Linked DNA regions of Homo sapiens: regions 1, 2 and 3 are each linked to region 4. A link is a loop called in an ENCODE intact Hi-C map of the cell type or tissue named here. Cell type or tissue: PC-3. All regions are shown on one strand. Region 1 overlaps LOC105370759 (a long non-coding RNA gene). Region 2 overlaps FMN1 (formin 1). Region 3 overlaps FMN1 (formin 1). Region 4 overlaps FMN1 (formin 1).

The links. Hi-C counts contacts between places; a loop is a spot of excess contacts. Peaks named below come from ENCODE experiments on the same cell type or tissue, not always from the same donor. Only the 100,000 strongest peaks of a DNase experiment are listed, where the experiment ranks them.
Region 1: it touches region 4 in a loop (2.6-fold over the local background); 4 of 110 quality-filtered maps call a loop at or near these places.
Region 2: it touches region 4 in a loop (5-fold over the local background); 30 of 110 quality-filtered maps call a loop at or near these places.
Region 3: it touches region 4 in a loop (7-fold over the local background); 34 of 110 quality-filtered maps call a loop at or near these places.

The regions. Positions count from the first base shown.
Region 1 is chr15:33,198,423-33,206,422 of GRCh38, reverse strand. LOC105370759 (a long non-coding RNA gene) reads right to left here. Exons shown (of 3, transcript XR_932090.3): 2 at 7,041-7,181; 3 at 1,875-2,241. Among named protein-coding and RNA genes, the nearest start is that of FMN1, 7.7 kb to the right of the region's middle. RefSeq lists an enhancer at 4,360-4,679. In PC-3, a CTCF peak has its summit at 4,302; a DNase peak (open chromatin) is centred at 4,382; H3K4me3 peaks cover 1,208 bases; H3K27ac peaks cover 610 bases.
Region 2 is chr15:33,082,258-33,090,257 of GRCh38, reverse strand. It overlaps FMN1 (formin 1), which reads left to right. Exons shown (of 21, transcript NM_001277313.2): 5 at 1,284-1,459. Among named protein-coding and RNA genes, the nearest start is that of FMN1, 110 kb to the left of the region's middle. In PC-3, a CTCF peak has its summit at 3,571 (motif pointing left); DNase peaks (open chromatin) are centred at 3,557 and 6,487; H3K27ac peaks cover 1,565 bases.
Region 3 is chr15:33,070,782-33,078,781 of GRCh38, reverse strand. All of the region lies in intron 5 of FMN1 (formin 1), which reads left to right. It overlaps LOC124903459 (a long non-coding RNA gene), which reads right to left. Exons shown (of 2, transcript XR_007064574.1): 2 at 2,063-7,892. Among named protein-coding and RNA genes, the nearest start is that of FMN1, 120 kb to the left of the region's middle. In PC-3, a CTCF peak has its summit at 3,616; a DNase peak (open chromatin) is centred at 3,631.
Region 4 is chr15:33,018,639-33,026,638 of GRCh38, reverse strand. All of the region lies in intron 6 of FMN1 (formin 1), which reads left to right. Among named protein-coding and RNA genes, the nearest start is that of FMN1, 170 kb to the left of the region's middle. In PC-3, CTCF peaks have their summits at 4,454 and 4,654 (motif pointing left); DNase peaks (open chromatin) are centred at 3,888 and 4,618; H3K27ac peaks cover 845 bases.

The DNA of each region.
Region 1 (8,000 bases), 180 kb before region 4:
AAAGTCTCCACTAAATAGCACAATAAATGCACAAAATAAAAGTAAAATTTATATAATCATATGCTAATAGTCTCTTCACGTATTGTGCCAAGCAGATGCTAAGTGCTTTGCCACATTTTGATTTTTTTTTTTTTCTCGACACAGAGTTTCGCTTTTGTTGTCCAGGCTGGAGTGCAGTGGTGCAATCTCGGCTCACTGCAATCTCCACCTCCTGGGTTCAAGCAATTCTCCTGGCTCAGCCTCCTGAGTAGCTGGGATAACACGCGCCCGCCACCACGCCTGGCTAACTTTTTGTATTTTTAGTAGAGACGGGGTTTCACCATGTTGGCCAGGCTGGTCTCGGACTCCTGACCTCAGGTGATCCACTCCCCTTGGCCTCCCAAAATGCTGGGATTACAGGCATGAGCCACCATGCCTGGCCTGAATATTTTCTTTTTTCTTTTCTTTTCTTTTTTTTTTTTCTGAGATGGAGTCTTGCTCTGTCACCCAGGCTGGAGTGCAATGGCGTGATCATGGCTCACTGCAACCTCTGCCTCCCAGGTTCAAGCAATTCTCCCGCCTCAACCTCCCAAGTAGCTGGGATTACAGGCAGCTTTCACCATGCCCGGCTAATTTTTTTGTATTTTTAGTGGAGACAGGGTTTCACCATGTTGGCCAGGCTGGTCTGGAACTCCTGACCTCATGATCTGCCTGCCTCAGCCTCCCAAAGTGCTGCGATTACAGGCATGAGCCACTGTGTCTGACCGGCCTGAATATTTTCTAAAAAAAGAAAATTCAAATTATGAGTTAGGCACAAGTGAGGAAATTGAGGTTTAGAGAGATCTTGTATCTCAAAACTTACACTGTTAGGATGTGGCAGAAGTTAAGACATAAACCCTGGTTTCAAACATATTCTCCTTACCACACAATTATACTGTGAATATTCTAGGACTTTTTAATATTGGAAACAAGAGCCTTGGTAACAAGATAGGACTACGACCAACTACAAAATTTGTGGGTCCTGGTATAAAATGAAAGCGTGAGGCCCCTTGCTCAAAAAAAATTTCAAGATGGCAACATTAAACAAAGTGTGGAGCCCTTCTATGCTCGGGGCCCGTGTGACTGCACAGGTTGCATGCCCCTGAAGCTGGACTTGGATATGCCATTACAACATGGAACTGAGACCCACAGAAGGTCATCTACAGAACATGAGCAGGACAAAAGGGGAGGCCTCTGCGAAGACCACAATAAAGAACATGTGATAGCTCTGCCCGCCTCTTTAGTGAGCTGGACCTGGAAATTTACATAGGAAATATACTGTATGTGTGGTTTGTGGCATACAGATTAGATAGTAAAATGAATGTCAAACTCAATGCTGGTGTGCTTTGTGCTTTCAGTCTTTCTCGACATCATTTCATCAAGTTCTCAAGCTAAATAAACAACTACTTCAGTGGTGTTGCAGCAAGTTCTCTGGGCTGAATCCCTTCTGACCATTGTTGTGAAGATTCTGGTGTCCCAGTGCCTGAAAATAGGTAAACCTCCCTGCCCCACTTCCACACCTCCCCAATGCTCCTCACAGATGCAGCTTTTGCCAGCCTTCTTGTGTGATTTCAGTCCCAGGGGATGTCATTTATACCACATAGGACTTATGCATAAATCTTTGCAACCTGCACACACCCTCAATCACAGTCCTGATTTCTGGTGATCAAAAACCCATTTGTGCATAAGGGACTTAAGGATAGATGGGAGGCCAGTGAGTCTTTCCACCTGATGCATGCAAAGGTACAGAGCTCTGGCTAGGCATAATGTTGAGGCTGTCAAACCTCAGTCCACCTCTCTGCTGCCTCACCTTCCCAATAGTTGCCCCTTTTCCCTTGACATGAAGCCTCCTCATAGGTCCCTAGTTTGGGTCCCACCACTCATTACCTCCTTCATATTGATCCATTTCCTGTCAAGCCCAGATCTGACCCTTTTCTCTCATCTCAAACAGTCTTAGCAGACTTTTCTCTTTCCCTCAGCACTGTACTATGTGATTTGCCAGGAGGAAATGAATCTCATGCATTAATTTGAATTAAGGCTAATGGCTGACACTAATTTGATGAATTGCTCACATATTTTAATGCCTTCATTTAGGGATGAGTAATAAGGGACCATTACATACCTAGGCTGAGCCTTTGCAAGAGATGTTTCCAACAGTGGGACTATTCCACTCACATGAGCAATATTGTACTTATTTCACTGATAAGAAAACTCCTGCTTTCTCTGTGAAGCAAGTGAGAAAACAATGGGTGATAAATATTTGTTCACTGTTAAATGGAAACTTAAATGATACACTTTTTGCTTATCAAATGTTTAATTTATGTGGGCTGGGTGGAGGGGCTTACGCCTGTAATCCCAGCACTTTGAGAGGCCGAGGTGGGCTGACCACCTGAGGTCAGGAGTTTGAGACCAGCCTGGCTAACATGGTGAAACCCCGTCTCTACTAAAAATAACAAAAATTAGCCAGGCATGGTGGTGGGCGCCTGTAATCCCAGCCACTTGGGAGGCTGAGGCAGGAGAATCAGTTGAACCCGGGAGTTGGAGGTTGCAGTGAGCCAAGATTGTCCCATTGTACTCCAGCCTGGGTGACAGAGCAAGACTCCATCTCAAAACAAACAAACAAACCTGCAAGTGTTTAATTTAAAAAAAGATAATGAGTGCTACTGGAAGTGAAGTGAAAGTGACATTCTTATATAGTGCAAGAGTATAAACTGGCACATACTAGAGGAAAATTTGGCAGTTTGATGGCAATGTTAAACTATAATACATGCACATACAGACATGTATACACATATATACATATATGGTATGTATACACATTTATACACATACACATATGCTCATATATACACATAAGTAAAATATCTGGGGCCAGACACAGTGATTCACACCTGTAATCCCAGCTCTTTGGGAGGCCAAGGCAGGAGGCTTACTTCAGGCCAGGAGTTTGAGACCAGCCCGCACAACATAGTGAGACCCTGTCTCAACAAAAAACTAAAAACTTAGTTGGGCGTGGCAGCTGGTAGTTCCCAGCTACATGGGAGGCTGAAACAGGAGGATCACTTGAGCTCAGTTTGAGTGAACTGTGATCGCACCATTGCACTCCAGCCTGGGTGACAGAGTGAGACCTTATCTTTAAAATAAATAAATAAAATATCTGAAGTACAAAGGACATCGATGAAGGCTGACAGTGCCTTTTAAAGATGGTCTGCTCCTGTCTACCTCTCCAGGCTTATGTCTTCTTTCCTTCCAGCTCTTGTTAGTCTATTCACACTGGATTCTCTCAGTTCTTCAACACACCTCATGCTCCCTCCTTCCAGGGAGCTTCTGCATGATAGTCTTTCTACCTGGGTGGCTCTTCAACTCGCTTCTGACTAATTCCTCAGATGTCAGTTTAGGGTTACCTCCTCAGGAAGCCTTCTCAGACTGCTACTCCCTTCTCCCGATCCCCTGAGTCTGGCTAGATTCCTTTAATTTTAATTTTATTTATTTTTTGAGACGGAGTCTCGCTCTGTTGCCCAGGCTGGAGTGCAGTGGCACGATATCAGCTCACTGCACCCTCCGCATCCTGGGTTCAAGCGATTCTCCCTGCCTCAGCCTCCTGAGTAGCTGGCATTACAGGCACCCGCCACCATGCCTGGCTAATTTTTGTATTTTTAGTAGAGGCAGGGTTTCACCATGTTGGCCAGGCTAGTCTCGAACTCCTGACCTAAGATGATCCACCTGCCTCAGCCTCCCAAAGTGCTGGAATTACAGGCGTGAGCCACCGGGCCTAGACTAGATTCCTTTATAATCTGCTTTTAGAGACACATTACCTTCCCTGTGGTGTTTAGCCGAGGAAATGGTGATCCTCTCCTTTGTGAGATTGTATTATCTGCCTCCTTTCATGACTATAAGTTCAAAGAGAGCAGGTTTGTGCTTATCTCTCCATCCCCAGTGCCTTGAAAAGGGCCTGGTAATAATTAGAAGGGGCTCCAGAAATACTTGCTGATTACATAAATGAATAATCAATTTTTATTTTCTCCTTTGTGCTTTCCAGTATTTTTTCAAATTATAATGCTCATGTGATACTTGTATAATTTGTAGAATTGTTTAAAATTTTACTTGTATAATTTGTATAATTGTTTAAAAAGATGTTCAAAAAAAAAAGAAAGGAAAGCTTTTCCTTTCTGTTGGAGGCTGCAGCTGTTCTCTGCAGAGCCTGCTACCTTTGGCTCGGATTCCTCTGACTGCTACGGTTCCAGCTAGTTCATGCTATGGAACATGATTGTGCTGCACTGTCTCAAATTCTGCCCCCTCTGGGGAGATTCTTCCTCAGCATTACCTTTGGGTTGTTCACAAAGCAGGTGACTCAGAAGCCTGCTGTTCTTTGTTTCCTGCCCTCAGGGATGCAGCCTGGTGGCTTTTGTGACTCAGCAAATGACCCGTGGACAAAGCGGCACACCAAGCCCGTCTTGCCAGCTAGTGACAAGTCAGTAGCATTGTACTGAGTACAAGTCCTGCTGCAGTGTCTGAGAATATATCTCTCGGCATGAACCCCTCACATTCTTCTCCTCTCTACTCCCCAATATTCAAGAGAACTATAATCATTATGACTTTTCCTGTTGAGTCAAATCTAAGCCTTTTCAGAAAATCTGAGTGATTTCAAGTTTCAGTTTCAGATTCAAGTTCTTGCTTTCTTTGTACAAAACGACAGCATAAAGGCAATTATGGTTGTAGCTAAGTGAGAGTAATTTCTCCATATGGTGCTTCAGGTGGCATTTAAGATATTTTTAAGACTTCTGTAGGCAAGTTAAAAAAATCCTGTTAGTCTGCAAACATTTCATCAGCCTCCACAACGTTCACCTACGTGTTGCAATGTTTCAAAGATAATTTGTCATTTCAAATCCTTTTTGGAATGAGCTGGGAAATAAATAAGTATGGATGATGCATCAGAGAGAATGAGTCCCTCAATCTGAAGAGGTATTATTCTGGCGGTATGAGGATTTTAATTGCTATTTAAGTTCTGACTTTTCCACGGACTGATCTACCTTTCCCCAGGTTATGAACCCATGTTGAGTGACAATGTAGCAGCATCAAACACTTGTTTTTCTGTATCTGAGATCCCTGGATCTGTTGCAGAGATCGCCATTTTGATGCCATTAAGTATTTTTCAGGGAATTTGGGGGTGAGTAGTAGCTATTCATCGATAGAATATCATCCATATTAGGACAAATGTGGCAGCCGGCAAGTTGCACTTATCCGGGCGTTGAGAGGAAAAGCTGATTACATAGCCCAGGGCAAATGGGGTGGAAACATCTTGGAGATTAGGTTTACTCCCTGTGTCCTACATTTCAGAGGGATGTAATCATTGGTTTCATGTTTAACGTTTTCCACGGATGGCCCTTCCCTCTCATAGATTGTCTTGGGGTTGAAATAAATGCAAAATCTATTTTAGAGAATGTTACATGTGTAAATTTAGCTCAGAGCAAAGAACATTAACATCAGTGGTCCTGTGACTGGTGCTTTGGGATAACTTCATCATTCCCCTTCAGTGACAGAAGGAGAAACTGAGGTCTAGATTGGTTAAGGTGATTTGGGTTGCGCCACATAATTAGTAGGTGGGATTTTGAAATGTTGAGCTCTTTCTAGAAGTGTTTGTTATGCCCTCATTCCTGTGAGAGCAAGGTCTGTCTCTGTGAGGGGGCAAAGTCCATTTCCCTGGGATTGCTCTCTGGAATGCTGTTCATATCACTGCCCCTTTTATCCTCCCACTATTCACTCCTGGTATCGAATCCCATTTTCACTCCGGCTTTTAGCTAGTCTCTCTGACATCCACACGCCAGTTCTAACAAATTCCCTTTCCTTGACATCAGCTCTTAAGTAAAAGAAACTCCTTGCTTCTGACTGGTCACATAATGGGAAGGTGAAACCCTAAAGCCACAGATGATGTCACCTGCCACATCTCATGTCTTTTCTTCGCCCCAGCTTGGAGTCCTTTCAAATGGAGCCGCCAGAATGTATTCTTTCTCTGCATCTTGTTTCTCTGCTTCTTTTTTGATCACTTCTTCTGATTTTCTAGGTCACACACTGAAGTCATCCACCCACCATAGGGAGGGACAGTGATTTAACTAAACAAAGTAGATCACTCCTTATATGCAAGGTATTAGGGGGAATGAAAAGGTAAACCTCAGACAATTCTTTCCTTCAAGTTGCTTTGAATCCAGGGTAGAAAGCAAATATGTCTGCAGCCCTTTATGGGGGCAATGGGGTAAGAGAAGTACAAACAACATGCTACAGAAGCACAGAACTGGAAATGAACTGAAAGGGAATGAGGGAAGGCTTCACGGAGGAAGTGGCATTTGACTTGCAGTTTAATGCTGGAAAGACCTATACATCTTGTTCTTTAAAAGGAAGCACTTACTGGTTGAACTATGACCTCTGGGGCTTTCATTGACTGTAGGTCATAGCAGCAGGACTGGGAAGCTTCAGCTATATTATAGGATACATCTAGGGCAAAGCCTGGCTTAAGCCTCTCTTTCTCCTCTTCTGGTAGTAAAGGGATGGTTTAATCTTTTGAGAGAAGTTACAGTTAGTAATCTGTGGGCAGTAATACTTCTTGCTGTTGGAGGTAATGCTCCTATGTGTGAATATGTGTATTGCAGATGTCCCCATCCCCTCTGCCCGCCTCCTGCTCCTGTCTCTTCTGCCTCTTCTCCACTCCTGTGCAGTCCAGGGTCGGAAGCAAGCCTCTTTGGGCAGAAAGCTGCTGGAGTTATTAAATGCATTTCTCCCAGGTTAAACAGCCCTCAAACTTTAGTGCCTAGGAATCGCTTAGGGGTAGTTTATTAAAATGCAGTTTGAATTCAGGACGTCTGGGGTGAACCTGAGATTTTGCATTTCCAATAAGCAAGTGAGCTCAATTCTGCTGGTCTTCCCACCATACTTGGGTGTGATCTTCACTAACTAATTTTACTAAACATGAACTAAGGGGCAAAGAAAACAGCGTAGGGATTGCTTTGGGAAAAACTCTCTCAACCCACCTTTTTCCTCTGCTCTCACATCATCACAACGAACATCAACACAGAAGCCTTCTGTGACCAAAGGTGTGGGGGTTTTTCTCCCCGACATGAAGCAGTATACACCAGCTGGGTGTCCTCCAATTCAGTTCTGACACTATGTACCTGGAGACAGAGTCAGAGTCCCCAGGTTGAGGACTCAGTCCCACAAGACCACCCTCTCCATGACCCACCAGTTGTAAGTCGGGTTTCCTCCGGAACTTCTGACCAACCAGCTTCAAGCTGGGGTTCCCACGACTCCCTCTCTGGGTTTGATTAATTTGCTAGAGCAGCTCACAGAACTCAGAAACACACTTACCGGTTTATTAAGAAGGATATTTTAAAGAATACAAATAAACAGCCAGATGAAGAAATATATAGGGTGTGGGTCTGCAAGGGTCCCAAGCGTAGGAGCTTCTGTCCCCAGGAGTTGAGCGGTGCCATCCGCCCAGCACATGCGAGTTCTTCTTCACCTTCCTGTCAGCCTCCACAGGTTCAGCTCTCCAAAACCCATCCTCTTGGGTTTTTATGGAAGCTTCATGATGTCACCATTCCTTCCCCCAGTGTATAGGGTGGGATTCTCTGTGGGGAGGTTCTTAAGACCCACAATCAGAAAGGTGGAGAAGATTAGAGTCCTGCCTTGGGGCAGATAAGGAGAGGGCAGGAGAGAGATTCTGTTTCCTGAGGCCTGGCCCTGAGGCCTAACACACACAGCATTATAAAAAAACACCAACAATGGCTACGGGAGTTATGAGCCAGGAACACTGAATGAAAATTATATGTATTAATATACATTAAAATTAATTATATATGTATTATATATATTAAAATATATGTATATAATAACACAGGAATGAATGGGGAATCCCATGAAATCCTATTTACCCCTGGGGACTTCAAACGAGAATGTGTAAATAGTACCTTAAGCCCCAGGTAGGCAAGGAC
Region 2 (8,000 bases), 64 kb before region 4:
GGGTGACTGCCAAATAGACTCTTACAGGGATTATGTGTAATAAACACTCTGTCGTATATTCAACAGTGATCTCTATTGCAAAATACACTGAGCCTAAACCTTTAACTTCTGCCTAGTGGCTTAAAATTTTGCCAAGGTTGCTTACCAGGAATTAAAAGAGGACTAGGAACTTGAGTGCTGTATGAAACATTAGAAGTGTCCAGTACAACATTAAGTGGCTTGCGACATGTTTAGCAGATGTCCCTTTAAATGGATTCTGTGGTCAAATAAGTTTGGAAAACCCTATTATATAGAATTAGGTTTTCTGTACTAAAGGGCATCCCAAGGTCTTTAATATGCTAACATGAATCATGATTCTTTAAGAGATACAGTATGTAGCTTTTCTCACACTTACTTGACCGTAAAATCCTTTTGTTATAGAACACATATTGCCATCTTAAGAATAGAATGTCAGGCAGAGGCCATAGTGTGGTCATTAAAAGCACGGCCCTCTATTGTTTAACTGCCTGGGTTCAAGTCCTAGCTTAACCATTTACTGATTTTATGATTTTGAGCAAATTGCTTAACTTCTTTGTACTTCAGTTTCCCCATTTAAAATGAGAACACTAATGATACCTAACTATATGTTGTCATAAAAATTGAACAGAACTAAAAACAGTGTCTGGCACATAGTTAATGATTATCATCCTATGGCAAACCTAAACTTGCCTATAGTTTAGGTTAGAATAAGCTAGACTAATACCTTTGATTCTAGAGATGACAAAAGCGAATCCAAAATGGGTTTCTCATGCACTACTCACTCGTTCAACAAACTGTCCAAGTCCGGTATGCACCATGCATAATGATTCTGTTCCCAGAAATGAAGATGAACAAGGCACAGTTCCTGCCCTGGAGAACACACACATTAGTGACTTGGCTCAGATGACGCTGTTTAGGAACTGTAGGAAAGCCAGCAGGCCAGACCTCCTGACTTCTGTCCCCTAGCTCCTCTGATTTCATGCTGAGATAGAATGACCCATGCAACCTGTAAGCAAGAATATGGGGCATAGAGTACAGCCAATAGACTTGGGGGATGAGGGCGTATGTTGTAAATTTTTGTTGGTGTGATCTAGAAATTGTCGGGAGAAATACTTTTAAAGGAAAGCAGTCTCTTAAAAATATAACTTAGAAAGCAAAGTAAGAGCTAGCATAGAGAAGTCTATGTAGGAGTTCCCCAAATATGGCTTTATTTATTTATTTATTTGGCTGCCATGTCACTGATGGCCTTCTCTGTGTTTGTTTAGGTATCTCCTCTGAGGGCTTTCCCTGGGACGGCTTCAATGAGCAGACACCTAAAGACCTTCCCAACAGAGATGGAGGCGCGTGGGTTCTGGGCTACAGAGCGGGACCAGCCTGTCCATTTTTGCTTCATGAGGAAAGGGAGAAGTCAAACAGGAGCGAATTGTACTTGGATCTCCATGTAAGTAGAAATCTTGGTGATTGTGCTGTGGTTCTTTGTGGTCAACAGAGGCTCATTTAATATGTATTTAATGTAAATTGTGTATATAAAGCTGCATTTAATGTATGGATCATTGTTTAAAAAAAATCAGTGGGCTGCAGAAAATGAAGATGCATCTTGGTGATCTGAAATTTGTACACTAGAAAGTAACTAGCAACTTGTCTGGAAGTGACTGTGTTTGTCATTTAACCTGAGTGTTCTCAGAGCGCTCTGTTCATTAGCTTTGCAGCCTAGATCTCTCATTGTGGGAGTACCCACTGGTTGCTAGTCACTTCTTAATATCCTTTTACTAAAAATTTGTCAATAACATATGTAAAGCCAACTGATATGCTCTGGATTCTCAAGTGAAATCCGAATACCCTGCCTTCCTTCCATATTCATGAACCTTTCTCTCCAGCTGCTCAAATAACAGGTGACTAGGTTGGCAGAAAATCTGCAGAATATAGGATAATGCATTTAAAAAACATAACCACCTCCCTTCTCTTTTTTAAAGTTTTTGTTCACTTTTAATAACCTCTGCAGTTTTTTTTAAATTTTTTAAATTTTTTTAATTTCAATAGGTTTTTGGCGAACAGGTGGTGTTTGGTTACATGAATAAGTTCTTTAGTGGGGATTACTGAGATTTTGGTGCACCCATCATGTAAGCAGTGTACACTGTACCCAGTGTGTAGTCTTTATCCTTCGCTTCCCCCAACCCTTTCCCTCAAGTCCCCAAAGTCCATTGTATCATTCTGATGCCTTTGCGTCCTCATAGCTTAGCTCCCACTTATGAGTGAGAACATAGAATGTTTGGTTTTCCATTCCTGAGTTACTTTACTTAGAATAATAGTCTCCGATTTTACCCAGTTTGCTGCAAATGGCGTTATTTCATTCCTTTCTATGGCTTAGTATTCCATGGTATATGTATATATGTGTGTGTATGTATATGTATATATGTATATATATGTGTATATGTATATATGTAAATATATACCACATTTTATTTATCCACTCATTGTGATTGATGGGGATTTGGGCTGGTTCTATAGTTTTGCAATTGCAAATTGTGCTAATAAACATGCATGTGCAAGTATCTTTTTCGTATAATGACTTCTTTTCCTCTGGGTAGATACCCAGTAGTTGGATTGCTGCATCAAATGATGGATCTACTTTTAGTTCAGAAAAACATAGCCTTCCCTGTTTTCTTTTTGTTGTTGTTGTTGTTCTGTTTTTTTGAGATGGAGTCTTGCTCTGTTGCTCAGGCTGGAGTGCAGTGGCACGATCTTGGCTCATTGCAACCTCTGCCTCCCGGGTTCAAGCGGTCCTCCCACCTCAGCCTCCTGAGAAGCTGGGCTTACAGGCGTGAGCTACCACACCCAGCTAATTTTTGTATTTTTAGTAGAGATGGGGTTTCACCATGTTGGCCAGGCTGTTCTCGAACTCTTGACCTCAAAAATGTTCCCTGCCTCAGCCTCCCAAAGTGCTGGATTACAGGCGTGAGCCACCACATCCAGCTACCTTCTCCTTTCTTATTCATTCTTGTTTTCATTGACACAGAAGTATTGACTCCTCCTTAGAAAGCACTGGGCTGGGGTTCACCTACTTCCACATTTAGATGGCCTGGTAGGATTGACCAGATTATTGTGATTCTCTGCAATCCCTCTTTACCCATCCAGTTTCCTGTCACAGATGAGGTGAGCACCACAAATCTAAGGAGCACTTTTTCTTTTTTTAGCCATTAACTTTAATGCCTGTTGACAACCTTGTGTTCTCCGGCTCATTACTTTCAGACCTGGAACCATGTTTTTGACGAGTGTGGGTTAAGTCTGTGATGTTCACATGGGTGGCAATCAAAGAGCAGGAGAACCCTGTATTTTTCATAACCATAAAACCATGGTCACTGTATGTCATTTTAGAACAGCATTCAACATTCCAGATATTACAAAAGGAGGTTTAGAAATGAAGCTGAAAGATGAGAAAGCTGCAGTCCTGCAGGAGATGACATGAGAATTAGTAAAGTTTTTGGTTTTGTTCCCATATATAAAGTTGTGCGTCTTTAGAGATGCTTAAAGTAGGAAGTGTAACAGTGACATCTGTTGGTCAATTACTTTAAGTTGCATTTGCCGCAAACAGCAGGCCTACAGTGTAAAAGTGCTGAAGTAGATTTTGAAAAGCTACTTTCTTTTTCTTCTGTGTTTTTAAAAAATACTGTGTTTATGTGTTTTTTAAAATTGGCTAAACTGTGTATTTCTGGTTTTCCTTTTCCTCTGTAAATTAAATGATTACTTAATTTTTTACAATTATAAAAATCCTACACAATCCTTATAGAAAATTTGAAATACATAGTTACAGTGAAAAAAAAACCTCATAATCTTAGCAGCTGAGACGACTGTACAATTTGATAAATTTTTTTTTGTATTTTTTCACTAAGTATGGTTTGTTTTTCAATGAGAGATTTTTTTTAAACATAAAAGCATGCCAGATTTTATAACCTCGTCTTGTTTTTGCTTTTTTTTTTTTTTTTTAATTTGAGATGGAGTCTTGCTCTGTCGCTCAGGCTGGAGCGCAGTGGCATAATCTTGGCTCACTGCAACCTCCGCCTCCTGGGTTTAAGCGATTCTCCTGCCTCAGCCTCCTGAGTAGCTGGGACTACAGGCGCATGCCACCACGCCCAGCTAATTTTTTGTATTTTCAGTAGAAACGGGGTTTCACTGTGTTAGCCAGGATGGTCTGGATCTCCTGGCCTCATGATCCGCCTGCCTCAGCCTCTCAAAGTGCTGGGATTACAGGCGTGAGCCACCGCACCTGGTCTCCTCCTCTCTCTTTCAAACAATTACTCTTAAACTGCTTATCCAGGCTGTTGCAAGCTCGTTACAGATGTGTTTTAAGTGATGAATATTCCATGAAATGATATGCCAAAATTTATTTAATTATTTCTCTGTTATTGGATATTGAAGTTGTTTCCAGTTTTGGAATAGGACCACTATTTAGAAATAAAATAGCGTGACTACAAATACAATTTTTCCTATACCCTTTCCCCCCATTATTTAGGACTATTTCCTTATGATAAAATTCTAGGAGGTGGATTCTTTTCTATAAGTATTTTTAGGTTTTTTGATATTTATCACTAGATGAAAAATGTCTATTTCCTGAACTAGCCTTTTATGGGCTTTATATATTTATATATTACATATATGATATATAAATTATGCATATGTATATATGTATAATTTTAATATATGTATAAATACATGTGATATATATATTTGTATATATAAATACTGTGTAATTAAACAGTATATATTAGTATGTTGCTTAGTTTTTCATTAATCAGAATTATAAAACTAAAATAGTTTTTTTAGATTATTTTCTGAATCAACAGTTTTTATAGTTTGGGCCCTGTGTTTCCTTCCTCACCTCAAGCCCTTCTCCCCTCTTTGGACAGTGTGATTTGACTCCTATATGTTTAAATATTGATATTCTAGGTAAGGTTTCTATCTGAAAGGATTCTACTTATTTAGAACAAATGTGTATCCTATAAAAGACTACAAATTGGGGCAGTGTATACTGCTTGGGTGATGGGTGCAAATCTCATAAATCACCACTAAAGAACTTAACTCATGTAACCAAACAGCACCTGTTTCCCAATAGCTTACAGAAATCAAAAAGTAAAAAAAGAAGAAAAAAATAGCCTGCTGTTAATGACTAGCAGCTCACAAAAACCCCTTTCCTCTGGTGGGCTTTGGACTCTAAGCAATATATTGATCAGCCTGAGACATTGGACCAGCACTGCCGTGCTTCCAGTTTTAAACCTGACTTGCAGCGTCACAATCAGGATGTTAACTTTCTTAAGCCTTTTTCTGTGGCTACACTGACTCTCATTAGTACGTGATGAAAGGTAAAACATCTCATACTTGAAATAATTGGTGGGAGTTGGCATCCGTGAGTCAGGATGGACACTGGTGTTAAGGCTACAGCTGTTACTAAGTCCCCTCATTTAGCTGGGCATTCATCTTTTAGTTACTAAACTATGAGAAGACTCAGGGGTTCCTTGGGGAATGGCAGGAGGTGGGGTTGGTGTAGGACAAGCACTAGGAAGACTCTGGGGGCATCTATTTAACAAACTAAATGAAAACAAACAAACAAACAAAACCTCCTTTACCTTCACAACACTTCTGACATTCTGAGACCCAAGTGTACGTGTTTTTCATAACAAGCAATTCCCCAATTGCCTGTAGACACCAACTAGATGTCCCACAATTCAATTGACACGATCTACTTGGAACTGTAGCCACATCCCACAAGTTAAGGATTCGGTCCCACAAAACTGCCACACCTCAGATGCCAGTCACAAGTAGTGGGTTCCCAGGTTACCCATAACTTCTGTCCAACTTGGATACAAATAGGTTCCTATGACCCCCTCTTCGGGTTCAGTAATTTGCTAGGATAACTTGTACAACCCAAGGAAACAATTTACTGACTATTACTGTTACCAGATAGGGGTCTTGATCCAGACCCCAAGAAAGGGTTCTTGGACCTTACACAAGAGAGAATTTGGGGCAAGTCCATAAAGTAAAAGCAGGTTTACTAAGAAAGTAAAGGAATAAAAGAATAGCTACTCCATAGGCAGAGCACAGTGGTGTGGGCTGCTTGACTGAATATACCTGTAGTTATTTCTTAATTGTATGCTAAATAAGGGGTGAATTATTCATGAGTTTTCCAGGAAAGGGGCAGGGATTTCCTGGAATTGAGGGTCCCTCCCCTTTTTAGACCATATAAGCAAACTTCCCAACATGACCATGGCATTTGCAAACTGTCATGGCACTGTTGGGAGTGTCTTTTAGCATGCTGATGCGTTATAATTAGCATGTAATGAGCCGTGAGGATGACCAGAGGTCACTTTTGTAGCCATCTTGGTTTTGGTGGGTTTTGGCTGGCTTCTTTATGACATCCTGTATCAGCAGGGTCTTTGTGACCTGTATCTTGTGGTAACCTTCTTTTTTATCCTGTGACTAAGAATGCCTAATCTACTAGGAATGCAGCCCAGCAGGTCTCAGCCTTATTTTACCCATCCCCTATTCAAGATGAAGTCGCTGTGGTTCAAACGTCTCTGACATTACCAATTTATTACAAAGGATATTTTTAAAGGATACAAATGAATAGCCAGATCAAGAGATACATAGGGTGAGGTCTGGAAGGGTCCAGAGCACAAGAGCGTCTGTCCCTGTGGAGACAGAACTTCTTTGGGTAGGGTTTTTATGCAGATTTCATTACATTGGTGATTAGCTCAACCTTTAGCCTCTCTACCCTCCTGGAGGTGAGTTGTTGGGACGCAAAATGCCAACCCTAATCACAAGGTTCCCTTGGCAACCAGCCTCCCATCCTCTAAAAGTCACCTCATTAACATAAGTTCAAGTGTAGTTGAAAGGGGCTTGTTCTGAATAACAAAAGATGCCCCTTTCACCAATATTGTTTCTGAGCTGTTTCAGAAGCTGAGGACAAAAAACAAATATTACAACTTCTATATATATTTGAATATATTTGAGTATATCCAAATATTATTACTACTTCTATGGCTCTTATCACTTAAGAAGTTACGAGGGTTTTAGAAGTTCTGTCCAGGACCCAGATGAAGACGAAATATACAGTGTATTTCTCATTATATCAGTATATCACACAACTGGTACTTTGGTGTAGATGCTAGACTGCTGTGTAGGGAAGCTCTGTTTGGGTAATTATCCTGCAAATCCTGGTCAAGCAAATTCTGTAGACTATTATGGGCAAACTACAAAGCTCTGGAAAGACTGAACCCAAAGCTCTGTCAGCTCCACTTTTGGGCCATGAAGTTTCCAAATATTGTATGGGACATGCCTATATTACAAAATTTTTTGGTTTTTTTTAATCTAAAATTCATATTTAACTGGGTATCCTATATTTTATTAACTAACTCTATCACTCCTAGATATTACTTTTGAAACAAGATCCAAATGTGTGAATTGCCCTTGGGTAGCATCTATCAGTCACCCCGGAGCGCCCATTTAGGACATGAATATTAAGAAGTTAGCCTGAAGAGTCAGTTTTTTATGTTCCACTGAACTAGGAGCTACCATTAGCCATGCATCTCAGGTCCTAGGGCACTTTCAACCAGATTTATCAAAGGCAACTGAATATAGTCAGAGACTAGAGAAGCACTGGGGCCTAAATTCTTATAACAAGTGCAGTTTCCTGAAGATACCATTGGAGAGGAATGCTCACCATGGAGAATAGTTTGTAATGTGTCTATAAACAAAGACATGGGTGGGTAGAAAAGACCCTAAAAAGAGGTATGGCCTGAAATTGAAAACAAAGATATGAAAAGCAGGAAACAGGTAAGTAGTCATTAGGATTATATCCTGGTGGCAGTACTCTCTGGAAATAAGATTTTGCATGCCAGCTTTTAAAACACTTTGGGAGGCCGAGGCAGGTGGATCACCTGAGGTCGGGAGTTGGAGACCAGCCTGACCAACATGATGAAACCCCGTCT
Region 3 (8,000 bases), 52 kb before region 4:
ATTTGTGGTTAAAATTACAACCCATATGAGCTATTTAGAATTTGAAATGCAGTAGCCTTTGCATACTGACTGTTTGTGAACACTCCTATGTTAACATAAAGTTCTGGTTTTTATGGCCCAGTTGTTTTTTTTTTTTTGTTGCCTTTTGGATTTTACAGATTTTAGTTAAGCAATTCCAATTTATTAGTATCATTATTTCTAAATTGCATTAAGGATTGCAGCTACAAGTGTCTCACATAGGAACATCATAAACTTCCTTCTCCAGCTATAGAAAGTATGTGACTTTGATTCTAGGAACTGTTACAGCATTTCTTCAGAATATTTCATGAGGCTTTTTAAAGTATTGAACATGACAGTAGTCCTATATATACTTGTTTTATTTAAATATCCAATTAAAATGATGTACCACATGGAGGCAATAGTGAATACATTTCAAAACCATGGAAAAATGGTTCCTCCCCACCACCTGCACATGCTCCATAATAATGATGGTCACATTTATTTAGCTCCTGTGGGGAATCAAGCAAGCACTTGGTTAAGAATATTAGCACATTTAATTCTTGAACTATTCTATGAGTTAAGTATTATTTTTCCCATTTTACGCGTGGATGCTATCTTAGAGACGTTAAAGAACCTGCCTCAAGTGACAAAAAGCTAGTGTGTGACTAGTAATATCTCATGCTAAACCCCAATATGTCCCTTTTCAAAGACATAGCCTTATTGCCTCTACTTTTTCTCTGCTCTCTGTTTAAGAATTGGTGTTCCTATTTCTCCACATCCTCTCCAGCACCTGTTGTTTCCTAACTTTTTAATGATCGCCATTCTAACTGGTGTGAGATGGTATCTCATTGTGGTTTAGATTTGCATTTTTCTGATGGCCAGTGATGATGAGCATTTTTTCATGTGTCTTTTGGCTGCATAAATATCTTCTTTTGAGAAGTGTCTGTTCATATCCTTTGCCCACTTTTTGATGTTTTTTTTTTTTTTTGTAAATTTGTTTGAGTTCTTTGTAGATTCTGGATATTAGCCCTTTGTCAGATGAGTAGGTTGCAAAAATTTTCTCCCATGCAGCCATAAAAAATGATGAATTCATGGCCTTTGTAGAGACATGGATGAAGCTGGAAACCATCATTCTCAGCAAACTGTTGCAAGGAGAAAAAAACCAAACACTGCATGTTCCCACTCATGGATGGGAATTGAACAGTGAGAACACATGGACATAGGAAGGGGAACATCACACACCGGGGCCTGTTGTGGAGTCAGGGGAAGGGGGAGGGATAGCATTATGAGATATACCTAAGGTAAATGACGAGTTATTGGGTACAGCACACCAACGTGGCACATGTATACATATGTAACAAACCTGCATGTTGTGCACATGTTCCCTAGAACTTAAAGTATAATAAAAAAAATATATATATATATATTAAAAAAAAAAAAAAGGATGGGCCGGGCGCAGTGGCTCACACTTGTAATCCCAGTGCTTTAGGAGGCCAAGGCAGGTGGATCGCTTGAGCCCAGGAGTTTGAAACCAGCCTGAGCAACATAGAGAAACCCTATCTCTAGAAAACAAAACAAAACAAAAATTAGCCAGGCATGGTGGCATGCACGTGTGGTCCCAGCTACTCGGGGCTGAGGCAGGAAGATGGCTTGCGCCCTGGGAGGCAGATGTTGTGGTGAACTGAGATTGCCCCCACTGCACTCCAGCCTAGGCGACAGAGCAAGACTCTGTCTCAAAAAAATTGGATCATAGCTGTGGCAATGCCTGACTTACCTTCTCCTTTGCAATTTTAGTGCATTGACATTTGTTTCAACAGTTTTCTTTTTAAATGTCTGAATTAATCATGTGGGTATTAGGATCAAAGAATCATTGCTGATTCAGGATTCATTTGTGACCTTTCTACCCTCTGTAAACCTCTAATTTCAGTAGCCATTTGGTTCTGAGTAACCAGCAGATCTATTTTGCCTCCCTTCCTATGTTTAGTAGGAAAGAAAACTGTTATAAAATACCGTAGTTTTTTTTATTTATTGTCATGAAAAGAAACATTTAGAATCAGATGGATCCAGTGCAAATGCTGGCTTTATTGCAGAAAGTTTCATTGGACAGTAATAATCTGTCAAATGCAATTAATGACATCTTTCTCATAGAGTTATGGAGAGGGTGAGGCTGCAAGAAAACTTGCATAAAGAACCGAGCATGGTGCCTACTTGGAACAGCATGCATGCTCCTCCCATCCATCTTCATTTTCTTTTGGGTAAATCCCCACCTTCCCTAGATTTTCTTTTGTCCCCTTTAAAAATATTTTGAAATGATACCTGGATCTTTGGAGTTCGAACTAATATTCTCAAGATAACTTTTACTTTAAAAAAATTAAGGAAAAGAAAAAGTTATAGCAGTAGCCATGAAGTGCCTCGCTTTACTGCATGAGAAGAAGGGAATATAGGCAACAGGCATAAGTAGTCTAATAAATTCCAGGTCTTCATCTTTTATCAGGAGCAACTTAGTCACAATGAAATGCTTTCACCATAGACTCCATGCCTTCTGCTGTCATTAGCCATATGGAACAGCAATATTATGCCTTCACTTTGGGAAAGCTCAAAGCTCTTCTGAAACACATCCCAGGAAATTCTGTACTTTAAAGACTGCTACCCACCAACCCTCATCCCCCTGCCCCCCAGCTTCAGAAGTCACAGCCTTTCTCTCCCCTTTTACATTATTTTACTTTGTCATCAATATTAAATCCATTTCTAGAGGACCTTTGACACTGGTTGGTGGAACAACCCAGTCTTAGAAATATTTGAGAGTAGGATTCTAGCCAGTAATGTAATAACTATTTCAAAGTTGATTTTCATGTCTGTAATCTTTTATTTCATTTGTAATGAAGCAGCACTTTTGAAGTCTAATGAATTGACCCCAAACCAAAAATAAATGAATAAATAAAATGGCTGGTGCTCTGCTATGGAGGACCCAGGCTTGCTCATTGTCTCAGAAGAGTCCTTCCCCAAAGAAGGGAAAATGTCAGTGCTAAGGCACCTAGTCTCATTTTCAGCATGCTTTTTCTCATGAGAAAAGGATGGAAGAAACCCCAAATTCATGGATTTTTTTTTTCTCTCAAATAACTGAGTTGGTTTAAAAATCATGTTGGAGCTTGGGAAACAAAATAAAGAACAGGGCAAACTTTGTCACCTTATGCAGTGGCCACTTGAGAAAACTTTATTCTCTTCTCAAGTGACACAGATGGAAGAATCCAATCCAGAAAACACTGGCCCTGCAACACCCAAAGGGATCCCTTGGAAGAATTTTCTTTGGAGCTCAGTTTCCTTGTGGCATGGTTGCGGCTGGGGCATGCGGAGGTGTGTTGTATGTAGTCCTTCTGCCCAAGTGCATATATCAGAGGGAGTTGGGAGAAGAAAACTTCCTGCTTGGGCTGTTAGTTCATCAGTAAATACTTGTTTTATAATGAGAATGCTAAAAACATCTGTTAGATGATGGTTGGTGTCCCTAAGGAAGCTGTTCCTTTCCTGGGAAAACATATCCTACTTACTGCAGGTTATTAATGAGGGCCAAACACATAATAGTGTATGCCGCGTAACAATTCATGAAGTGTAGGTACTGTTCTTACCAGTTTCCAGGTGAGGGAGCTGCAGCACAGGGAGCTTATATATAACTTGCCCCAGGGTAAGTCTCTTGTAGGAGTGGAGCATGGTGTGAGCCCAGGACTCAAGGTCTGTTCTTTTTTTTTTTTTTTTTTTTTTTTTTTGAGATGGAATCTTGCTCAGTTGCCCAGGCTGGAGTGCAGTAGTGCCATCTCGGCTCACTGCAACCTCCACCTCCCAGGTTCAAGCGATTCTCCTGCCTCAGCCTCCCGAGTAGCTGGGACTACAGGCGCACACCACCACCACGCCTGGCTAATTTTTTTGAATTTTTAGTAGAGACGGAGTTCCACCATCTTGACCAGGCTGGTCTTGAACTCTTGGCCTCAAGTGATCCGCCTGCCTCAGCCTCCCAAAGTGCTAGGATTACAGGCGTGAGCCACTGCACCCGGCTGAGGTCCTGTTCTTAACTATGCACACTGCCCGTGTTCCTTGGTCATCACAAGATTACATACCCACTGCTGTCTTCCTTTGTTCAAGCTTCACAAGATGTCCCAGCCTTTCTCCTTTCCTTTTAGATTCTTCTAGTTTGTTATCTATATTCAATCCATTTCTACAGAAGCTTTGATACTGCCCAGTGGAACCAGTCTTATAAATATTTTACTCTTAAGACTTTTCAACAGAGAAAAAAGCCCTTAATCACAGTCCTTGCAAGAGGCAGGTGCTGCCTGTTTTCTTTTTAACCAATTAGTGAAAACAGCTGCAGGCTTTTGATGGGATGACCCAGAGAGGCTGTTGTAAGCGTTGCATTGGCAGAGGAACGCCACAGCATGAAGGCAGGGAAAGTGCTACAAAACTAGATGTGTAAGGGTATCTCTGGCTTTTTCTTTTGTTTGGCTTTATATTCCTGTGAATTAGGTAGAAGCAAGGTGTTGTCTCCATTTCAAAGATGTGGAAAATGAGTATAACGAAGATGCTGATCAGGAAGAAGGTAAGATCCCACAGCATAGCAGCAGGGTGATGTGATGTGGGTGAACAGGAGATGGGATGCCTTTTTCCCCATCTGGGTGCTGCACTTGAGCAGTATGAACTGGTGCCAGTTGTTCCGCTTCCCTTGACCTCAAATGCCTTCATCTTTAAAACAAAAGGTCAAGCCAGGCCGGAGGCAGTGGCTCATGCCTGTAGCCCCAGTACACTGGGGGGCCGAGGTGGGCAGATTACTTGAAGCCAGGAGTTTGAGACCAGCCTGGGTAACATGGTGAAACCCCGTCTCTAGAAAAAATACAAAAATTAGTCGGTCGTGGTGACACGCAACTATAATCCCAGGTGCTCAGGAGGCTGAGGTGGGAGAATCATTTGAGCAAGGGGAGGTGAAGGCTGCCTGAGCAGTGATTGTGCCACTGTACTTCAGCCTGGGTAACGCAGTGAGACCCTGTCTCAAAAAAAAAAAAAAAACAAGCTAGGTAAATTTCTACTATTTCTAAGGTCCCATTCAACCTTACAACAACTGGATTCTACCCAAATTATTCCATAATCTTGTACTCCTTTTATATGACCCCTCATTTTACAGACATTTTTTTGACTCCTTATGATGTTATAATTTCCTCAGCTCTCCCCTCTTGTTCAAGATGCCGTTTGTTGAATTAAAACACGCTTCCTGAACCAAGAAACCAGGATTTCACCCATTAACCTACCCATATCTTTATTCAGAACTTACTTATTTTTCCCAGTACATTGCTCTTAACTTTTTTTCACCTGCAGAAATAGTTTCCTCACTCTTATTTACCCTTACTAAGTTTAACTACACTTTCTACTTTTTGTTTCAAACGGTTTTCGCATGAAGCTATTTGAACTACTTTGGGAAGCTAGAAGCAATTTGTCATTAAAATCAGGCCCAGAACTTGAAATAAGTTGGACAAGGAGAATCATGACAAGTAGCCTAACAGTGAGATGCGATCCTGTTTGCTTTACTTTCACGTTGCCTTTCTGAAGTCTGATGAGAATGTGGGGGTGAATTATCCAAACTGAGTAATAGCGAGAAGTGCTACAAAGAGTAAGGGGGCCCTTAGAGAAGTTTCTTTCAGTGTCCAGTTTTCGCAAAACGATATTTAAAAATTTTTATTGCTGATCTCCTAATATTAGGAAAGTCAAGGAGCTAGGCTCTACTGCCTATAGGAGATAATGTGCCTTTTATTGCAATTGTTCTTATCTCACTAGGTATACACTTACTAGACTGATGTTCTGTTTTTGTTTTTTTTTTTTTTTGAGATGGAGTCTTGTTCTGTTGCCCAGGCTGGAGTGCAGGGGGTGCATCTCGGCTCACTGCAGCCTCCACCTCATGGGTTCAAGTGATTCTCCTCCCTCAGCCTCCCAAGTAGATGGGATTACAGGTGCCCACCACCATGCCTGGCTAATTTTTATATTTTTAGTAGAGACAGGATTTCGCCATGTTGGCCAGGCTAGTCTTGAACTCCTGACCTCAGGTAATCCACCTGCCTTGGCTTCCCAAAGTGCTGGGATTACAGGCGTGAGCTACTGTGCCCAGCCTAGACTGATGTTCTTTTTGCCATGGGGTACAATTGGCTCCACCTTCAATCTGTGTACAGCTGAGAGGACAGTGAGATGGGAGAAATGAAGAATTCACTGCTAGTAAATTCTCCACAAATACTATGCTCACATTTTTAAGTAGCTAGGTACTGATTGTTTTTAACAGAGTTATAACAGAATATCACGTAGGTCAAATGCTACCTATTTCTCATGTATCCTTTGACTTAGAGTTGTCCCTCCATCTACTTGGAAGATTGATCACCCATATACCCAAATCCTCTCATACCCAAGTCCCACAGGAGGCTCTGGGAATCCACTTACAGGAAAAGTTGAAAAGTCAACCCTTCATATGTGCAGGTTTCACATCTCATGAAGACTGCATTTTCCATCTTCTTTTGGTTGAAAACATATTGTATAGGTGAACCCATACAGTTCAAACGTGGGTTGTCTGAGGTGGATCATTTTTAATCTGGCACAGATTATTTTTTGTAGATTTTTCCCCAAGTTACTCAAAAGAAAAGAATGGTCATCCTCAGTATAAGGTTGTTTTTTTGTTTGTTTGTTTGTTTTGGTGAAGATCATTTTTGCACAGATGTGGCAGTTAGAGAGTTTGTCTTGAGGTTAAGACAAGACAAAAGAGAATCAGTTGAGGTAGGTTGTAAAGGATGAAAGCCTTCGCTTCTGCTGGTTTTGTGTAATAGGTGCTTATTTCAGCACATAGATACTGAGATAATGTCCAAGAGAAGTGATTACTATCCTCCCTGAAAATGTTAAAGCTTTAAAGAGATTCATTTTTCAAGACCAATTTAGATTGAATTTGTAGGTTGCTTATTTGAATATTACAATCTGAAACACTCTCATTCCCTGAGTGACCAGCAGTGGTAACATTTTTTATGGTCATGAGAACCAGTGGCTTGAAAGAGTCCGTGTTAAAAGATCTCTTTGAATCTTACTCGTGCTCCTGTTACTCGTGTTCATATTTAAATGGTCACTGCTGGCTTTCATTCAAAATTGTTTCAGGTCTAGCTATTACTATTAGACTGAACCTGGGGGATAAAGTCCTTGGTTACAGTCTGTAAACAAGAGTCTCCTCTTTCTAAATAGAGATCTCCAACTAAACTACACATTTCATGGAGGTGGAAGGCAGGGCTATCTTCATTCTTATGTCCTCACAGCCTCATTCATTGTTGGTGCTCATTTATGACATTGGATGAAGAAGTCTTCTTAATAGAAGTCATGCTTCATAAATGAAGGAGAATGGTAGGGGCAAACTGGAAAACCTTGATGTGTTTGAGCCCAGAGGATTCCGTGTCTCTTCTGTGTTAGATAGATAGGCCAGCTAGGTTTACTGGAATTTTTGCTTGATTTTTCTTTCCTCTCTCTCCATTTTTTCCTAAGAAAACTTGTAGATTTTTCCCCAAGTTATGCAAAAGAAAAGAACAGTCATCCTCAGTATAAGGTTGTTGTTTTTTGTTTGTTTGTTTGTTTTTGGTGATGTTTGTCTTCTGTGTCATTTAAGAGGATAAAGTATACTTCACATCCCAGTTAAAGACCACCAATGAACTGGGCTGAAACCTTTGCACCTCGCTGTGTGTGGTCTTCTATTCGGGAAGGAAGTGGAGCCTCTGGGCTTTCGAAGAGTGGTTGAGAGTGTGGATGCTGGAGCCTGCCTGCATGGATTCACATTATACTTCCACCATCCACTGTTTCTGTGGACTGGCAAGACTTTTAATCTTCTGTGCCTCGGTTCTCTAGCAGGAAAAAGAGAATAATAATAATAACAACTCATAATATGGTTGTTATCTGTATTAAGTGAGTTAATATGTGTGGAGCACCTAAAATTGTGCTTGGCACATGGT
Region 4 (8,000 bases):
TTCTTCTACCATTTTCAGTCAAGTCAACCAATGCTTATATATGCATTATATAATCATGATATAAAATCATATATGTATTATATGAGGAATATGCTTTTTCTTACAAGTACTTTATATATTGTTTGAGTGTACATTCTGTTTGAGGTAGGCAATTTTTTCCTCACTGATTATAAGGCTAAACCTAGTCTTATAAACAGAAGTGTGTGTGTGTGTGTGTGTGTGTGTGTGAAAATTTGGACGTATCCTCTAATGTTTATAAAGAAGGATCCTGAATAATTTCAAACAAATAGAATAAAGTAGAGTTAGTATTTATATATTAACCATCTATACTTAAGCTTTTTATCATATTTTCTTTAGATTTTTAAAACCAGTGTTGAGGCCCCTTTTGTTACCTCCCTTTATTCAATTTCTCTGCCTCTTTCCCCAGAGATGATTAACTCTCCCAGCATTCATGTGTGGCTACCACCATGCAGAACTCTGTGGGTTGCTGTTTACAATCAACCTCTGTGTGTGTGTGTGTGTGTGTGTGTGTGTGTGTGTGTATGCCTAAGCAATATATAGCATGGGTTTTTTAAACCCCATTCAGATGCTGTCACAGTGTAAGTTTTGAGAGCCATATCATTGTAAACATTACCAGTTTTATCTCTTCTTTTCCAATTCTTACATCTCTTTTCTTAGCACATTATCTCACGCCTCTAGTTTAATGTAGGAAAATGTGGGTAATGGTGTGCATTTTAAATCGTGCCTCCTGAAGTTTTCCCGTTACTTTCAAAGTTTGTTGAAAGTTCTTGAAAGATATTCTGAATCTGATTCTCTTCTATTCTAACTTAGCTAAGAAGATTTTTTTCTTTTTAAAATCAAAGAATGATGTGGAGCCTTATCTGTGTCATTCTGTATCATTTTGAGATTTTGAGATACAATAGGTTTTCTCCATTAGTATGTTAATGTGAGATACCACTGATAAATTTTCAGATAATATATAGTTCCTACATTCTTAGAACAAACGCCGCATAATTGCTTTGTTGGTTGGTTGGGTTTCACAAATTGCTGAAATAGATTTGTTAATTTTAGGTTTTTAAAGTTTCTTTTAATTGTTTTTAGCTTATCATTTTATTGTGGATTTTAATTTAATTGCATTATAGAAAGCATTACTTTTGCATGGCCTGTGTGACAGTATTTGAAGAATTTTTGAAAGGTTTTCTTTGTGAATCATCAATTTTTTGCAAATATGTCAGTGATATATTTTGAAAATATATGTTCCTGAAAAAGATACATGTTGATTTGTTGGTTCTGGGGTATATATAATCAAGATTGTTGATTGTGTCAGTCATTATGTTTTTATTTGCTTGATCTATTTCTGGTAGAGGGATATTTCATATCATTTTGATTAATTTTGTTATTGAATTTCTCTCAGCTTCTTTTGCTTCATAGATTTTAAGTGTATTATGTTAGTTGTGTTCAACTTCATGATTATACTCACTACTTAACTTAGGAAATAAAACATTACAAATATATTTGAAGCCTTCTATATGCCCTACCCCAGCCACTTGGGTAAAATTGTTATTAATCCCATGTTTTATACTTATAACAATAATGTATAAAGTCTCAAAACAGTGGATAGTATGGTTTTTATGTATTTCATGAGTCTACAAAATGGCTTCCACTATGTATTTTTTGGCAGCTTTTTCTCTCAAAATAATGTTTGTTAGATTTATCTGCATTCGTATGTATAGCTCTATTTCATTCATGTTAATATCTGCATAATATCACTCTGAGTGAATGTACATCTTAATTGCTTGTCTGTAGTGCTGGTGATGGAAATTTAAGTTTATTCCTATTTTTCACTGTTAGAAACAATGGTTCCATAGTGTTCTTTTTAATATTTGTATTAATGTGTAAATGCTTCACTAGAGGATGAACATTAGAGTAGAATTTCTGATTTTACTTATGTGCGCCTTTACATTTGGTAGATATTGTCAAAATGTTCTCTAAAGTGATTGTTGCAGTTAATGCTCCCATCAACAATGTGTGGAATTCTAATGCATTCTCACCAGCAGTTAGTATTAGCAGACTAATTAATATTTTTAAATCTGGGCCAGGCGTGGTGGCTCACACCTGTAATCCCAGCACTTTGGGAGGCCGAGGTGGGCGGATTGCGAGGTCAGGAAATCGAGACCATCCTGGCTAACACGGTGAAACCCCGTCTCTACTAAAAATACAAAAAATTAGCCAGGCGTGGTGGCGGACGCCTGTAGTCCTGGCTACTCAGGACGCTGAGGCAGGAGAATGGCATGAACCCAGTAGGCGGAGCTTGCAGTGAGCCGAGATCACGTCACTGCACTCCAGCCTGGGCGACAGAGCGAGACTCCACATCTCAAAAAAAAAAAAAAAAAAAAAAAAAAAAAAAAAAAAAAATCTGATAGGTGTGAAATAGTATTCCCTGTAGTTTTAATTTGCGCTGTCCTGAGGACAAGTGAGATTGTGTCTTTTTGTATGTTTATATGTTTATTAGCCATTTGGAGTTTATCTTCCATAAATTTACTGTCCTTTTGTTCATTTTTCTAATGGTTGCTATCCTTTTTATTTATTTATAGGATTTCTTTATTCTGGATGCTAACATTTTATTGGTTATATGCTTTGCAAATGTCTTCTCCATTTATGTGGCTTATCAGTTTCTCCTGCCATCTTTCAACAGACACGATTCTGGTATATTTTAATATAGCTGAATCACTAAAAGTGATTCTTGTGAATGGTTTTGAAGTATGAATATTTTTCTTAAATGTGGCTTTAAAAAAATAGTCTATCCCTCCCCCACAAATTTCAATGCAACCTCAAATCACGTATTATGTTTCCATATGTTGCTTGGCTTTATTTATATGCTTCCTTTTGTACTCTATTTTTTGGTATTTTTTTCTATCACTGTGTCAATGCCAGGGTCTCTTCAGTATTTGCTCTTTCCTATTATCCTTTCTTGCACCATGCTGCACTTTCAATTAATTATTCAGTATCTTTTACTCACAAACTCCTTCCTTGACTGTACCTGAGTTTATTAAGCTTTTGCACCTTTTATTTCAATGTCTGTTGAGTATTTTGTTTCTAATATATCAGAATTTTACAATCACCTACTATTGTTTCTTGTCTCTTAGTGTGTTGCTACTATCATTATTGTTTATGATGATTATTATTCTTGCCTTTATTTTGGTAAGGATTCTAAACATTACTAAAATATTTTCATATGTTTAAGATTTAAATTTGCATTGGGTGATGTCATGTTTCAATTGTTGATTGTGTTATCTATCTCGATGCTTAGGTTTCTTCTTATGTTTTGAAAGTTTGGCTTGAAGGCTCGTGATCTATAGGATGATTTTTTTTTTAAGTTTCCCCCTCCCCTTCCCCTTTACCCTTATTTGTTTTGCAGTTGTCTTACCAGGTAAGACCCCCAGACTAAGTCGCTCTTATAATAGCGTATTGGGTTCACTAGCCTGAGGTGGTATGTGAATGTTGCAGATTTAGTCGGCTGGTGACAGGGATAGATGGATTTGAGGTTTGGTCTTTTTTTTCTTTTTTTTTTTTTTTTTTGGGTGGGGGAGGGGGATCAGGGTCTTGCTCTGTCACCCAGGCTGGAGTGCAGTGGTGCGATCATAGCTCACTTCCACCTAGAACTTCTGGCCTCAGGAGATCCTCCCACCCTCTGCCACCCAAAACACAGGGATTACAGGCTGGAGCCACTGTGCCCCAGCCAAGACCCCCAGGCAGCAGTTGACAACCTCTTCCAACTTCCCTTTCCCATCTGGGAACTACAGCTGTGTCTCAGTCCCTTTTTCTAGGCAACAAGTCTGGGCCTGGCTTCCTGCCCCACGTTAGTGCTGTCAGTCCCTGTTACTCTGCAGTAACTTGACTCCAGGATGTCCTGCCTGCCCTGCCTGCCAGAGGAACTGGGGCACAGCAGGCCAGAGCTTCAGGCCTGAAGTGCCACTTACTGGTTTGTCCCATTTCTATTTCTGAAATACGTAATTCTGCTTTGGTACTTGTCTGTGTCTTTTACTTGCTTTATGTTATAATTTTCATTGTTACATAGGCTTAGGAGGGAGCTAAAAAATGTGAACCTTTAACAACTGGAGGTCTGTTGGGACACTTTTAACTTTTTTAGTAACATCAGATTGGAAGTTCCTCTTATTTGTTCTGATATTTCTCAGCTAGTTACCATATCCATACTAGTCCACTTTTCAAATCAAGGAAAAGTGGTTGTTTCAGTTTGGCTCATCCTTGTCTCTCCCCAGCCTCCCCTCCATACCCAATCCTTCAAGTCTTGCTGTGGCACTTGATAGCAAACTTCGAGTTTCAGTATGAAGTACAATTGACCATCTGTATTCTCGGATTCTGCATTTGCAAATCCAACTAGCCTCAGATTGGAAACATTTGGGAAAAAAATACCAAAACATCATACAAATAAAAAAGATAAGTATTTACATAGCATTGACGTTGTATTAGGTATTTATTATAAGTAATCTAGAGGTGATTTAGTAGGATATGCATAGGTTATACACAAATGCTACACCATTTATATATAAGGACTCACGGATTTTAGTATCCTCAGGTCCTGGAACCAATCCCTCCCACCAAGGGATGACTTTATTGTGACTGCCACCTAGTGACAGGAGTTGGTTACTTTCAATTGTAGTTGAAATTTTATTCTAGTTAAGTGTGTGCCTTTTCTAGAAGATTTGTTTTGTGGCCATTATTTAACTGTTGTTGACTATGATTTTTAAAAACCACATAGGTAGAAAGGAGATTGTAAGTTTTAGGGACCATATATTCATGGAATTTTAAACTGCTTAGCACCTCTATTATGATAGAACATAAAACAAGGGTAACAGAAAAGAACAGGGTAGAAGGCAGGTTATCCCAGGATTGGCAGCTAGAATTGGACTTAATGACAGTTTTCTCCATGGTAAGGTGTCCATCAAATGGTCTCAGGCCTTGAATACATACCTTTTCAATACAGGTAAAAGTCAGAGATATAGCCACGAATTTCCTGACTTTTTGTACCTCTTTTATATCATCATCCCAGAACATAAAGACTCAATATCTGTCCTGAACTAATTTTTTGAGTATTAAACAATATAAGCCTATTCATGTCTCCCATTTTATCCTCTTTCCTTAAACCTTTTTCTCTGTGTGTGTGTGTGTGTATGCATAGAGAGAGAGAGAAGTTGGTGAGACTCCACCCCAGTTGCTGGAAGCATCCAAAATGCTATGAGTCTCTAAATTGTTAACTTGACTGAAAACTTACCAAGTGTATTCATCAGCTATTGCTGTAATAATGCTGTGTAACAAACCATGCTAAAATTCAGCAGCTTTCGGTAACAAGCATTTGTTAGCATAGGTGTAAAGGTCAACTAAGGTTCAGCTGAGCTGGTTTGGGCTTTTTCAGGCTGTTCTTGACTGCTGACTGTGGCTAGGGTTTAAGTCTGCACCATGTATCTTTCTCTGGGACCCAGGCTGAGTGAGTTGTAGCCACCCAGAATATGTTTTAATTACATGAAATAGCAGGAGTACCGGAGGCAAGTCAAACTATGCAATTAAATTTAAATCCCTCCTTACATCACGTCAGCTTATATTCCACTAGCCAAAACAAGTCATATGGCCAAGGCTTAAAGCCATAGGAAGTATTCTCCATTGCCCAAAAAGAAAGAGGTGAAAGCAGATTAAATATTTGTTAAAGTTCCAGTCGTTCACATTAACATATATAAAATGATCAAATGAAATACAATAAAGTCTTTTAAGAAAACACAGGCTTAAAGGGCTAATACTGGAATATAAATGCCAAAAGTTCTTAGATATTTCAAAGATGCACATCCTGAAAGCCTTTTAAGGTTGGAAATGTGTGCTGTTTCTTTTATATACACAATGCTTAGTTCAGTGCCTGGCACACGGAGACACTGAGCACATGCATGAAAGAGGCTAACTAAGCATAGTGTCTTTTTTTTTTTTTTTTTTGAGACGGAGTTTCGCTCTTGTCTCCCAGGCTGGAGTGCAATGGCGTGACCTCAACTCTCCACCTCCTGGGTTCAAGCAGTTCTCCTGCTTCAGCCTCCTGAGTAGCCAGGATTACAGGCACCTGCCACCACGCCCGGCTACTTTTTGTATTTTAGTAGAGACGGGGTTTCACCATGTTGGTCAGGCTGGTCTGGAGCTCTTGACCTCCAGTCATCCACCCACCTCGGCCTCCCCAAATGCTGGGATTACAGGCATGAGCCACCGCGCCTGGCCACATAGTCTTATAGTGACCGAATCTGGTGGGGGGGTTGGGGGGGTCGGTTTCCCAAGCAGTCAGTTCTGTAGTGGACACTAGCAGCTGGGTATTCCCCAATTCAATAGTGACACTGTTTACCTGGCGATAGTATTTGATACCACAAGTTGAGGGCTCCGTCCTGCAAGACTGCCCCCCTTTCGGATGCCAGTGACAAGTCTGAGCTTCCAGACCTTCTGACTGACCAACTTCAAGTAGGGGTTCTCACAACCCCCAGCCTCTTTAGATTTGGTTACTTTGCTGGAGTTGCTCACAGAGCTCAGGGAAACACATTTCCTGGTTTACTAGAAAGCATAGTGAGAGGTGACAGCATGCTGGCAGCCCTCGCTCGCTCTCGGTGCCTCCTCGGCCTTGGCGCCCATTCTGGCCACACTTGAGCCCTTCAGCCCACCACTGCACCCGTGGGAGCCCTTCTCTGGGCTGGCTGAGGCCGGAGCCGGCTCCCTCCGCTTGCGGGGAGGTGTGGAGGGAGAGGCACGGACGGGAACCAGGGCTGCACGCGGTGCTTGCGGGCCAGCTAGAGGTCCGAGTGGGCATGGGCTTGGCGGGCCCCGCACTCCGAGTGGCCTGCCGGCCCTGCCGCGGGCAGTGAGGGGCTTAGCACTCAGGCAAGCAGCTGCGGAGGGTGCGCCGGGTCTCCCAGCAGTGCTGGCCCACTGGTGCTGCGCTCGATTTGTCCCCGGGGCTTAGCTGCCTCCTTGCAGGGCAGGGCTCGGGACCTCCAGCTCGCCATGCCTGAGTTTCGCACCGCCCCGGGCTTCTGCGCTGCCAGAGCCTCCCCGACAAGCGCCGCCCCCTACTCCAGGGCGCCCGGTCCCATCGACCGCCCAAGGGCTGAGGAGTCGCACGGCGTGGGACTGGCAGGCAGCTCCACCTGCGGCCCCGGTGCAGGATCCACTGGGTGAAGCCAGCTGGGCTCCTGAGTCTGGTGGGGTCTTGGAGAATCTTTATGTCTGGCTAAGGGATTGTGAATGCACCAATTGGCACTCTGTATCTAGCTCAAGGTTTGTAAATGCACCAATCAGCACTCTGTGTCCCGCTCAGGGTTTGTAAATACACCAATGGACACTCTGTATCTAGCTAATCTAGTGGGGAGGTGGAGAACTTTTGTGTCTAGCTCAGGGATTGTGAATGCACCAATCAGCACCCTGTCAAAACAGACCAATCAGCTCTCTGTAAAACAGACCAATCAGCTCTCTGTAAAATGGACCAATGAGCAGGATGTGGGTGGGGCCAGGTAAGAGAATAAAAGCAGGCTGCCGGAGCCAGCAGTGGTAACCCGCTCAGGTCCTCTTCCGCATGGTGGAAGCTTTGTTCTTTAACTCTGCAATAAATCTTGCTGCTGCTCACTCCTTTGGGCCCACATTGTCTTTATGAGCTGTAACACTCACCAGGAAGGTCTGCAGCTTCACTCCTGAGCCAGTGAGACTACGAACCCACCGGAGGATCGAACAACTCCAGACGTGCTGCCTTAAGAGCTGTAACACTCAACCGCGAAGGTATGCAGATTCACTGAAGCCAGCGAGACCACCAGCCCACCAGAAGGGAGAAACTCCGAACACATCCGAACATCAGAGGGAACAAACTCCGGACACGCCACCTTTAAGAACCGTAACAGTCATGGCAAGGGTCCGCAGCTTCATTCTTGAAGTCAGTGAGACCAAGAACACACCAATTCCGGACACAA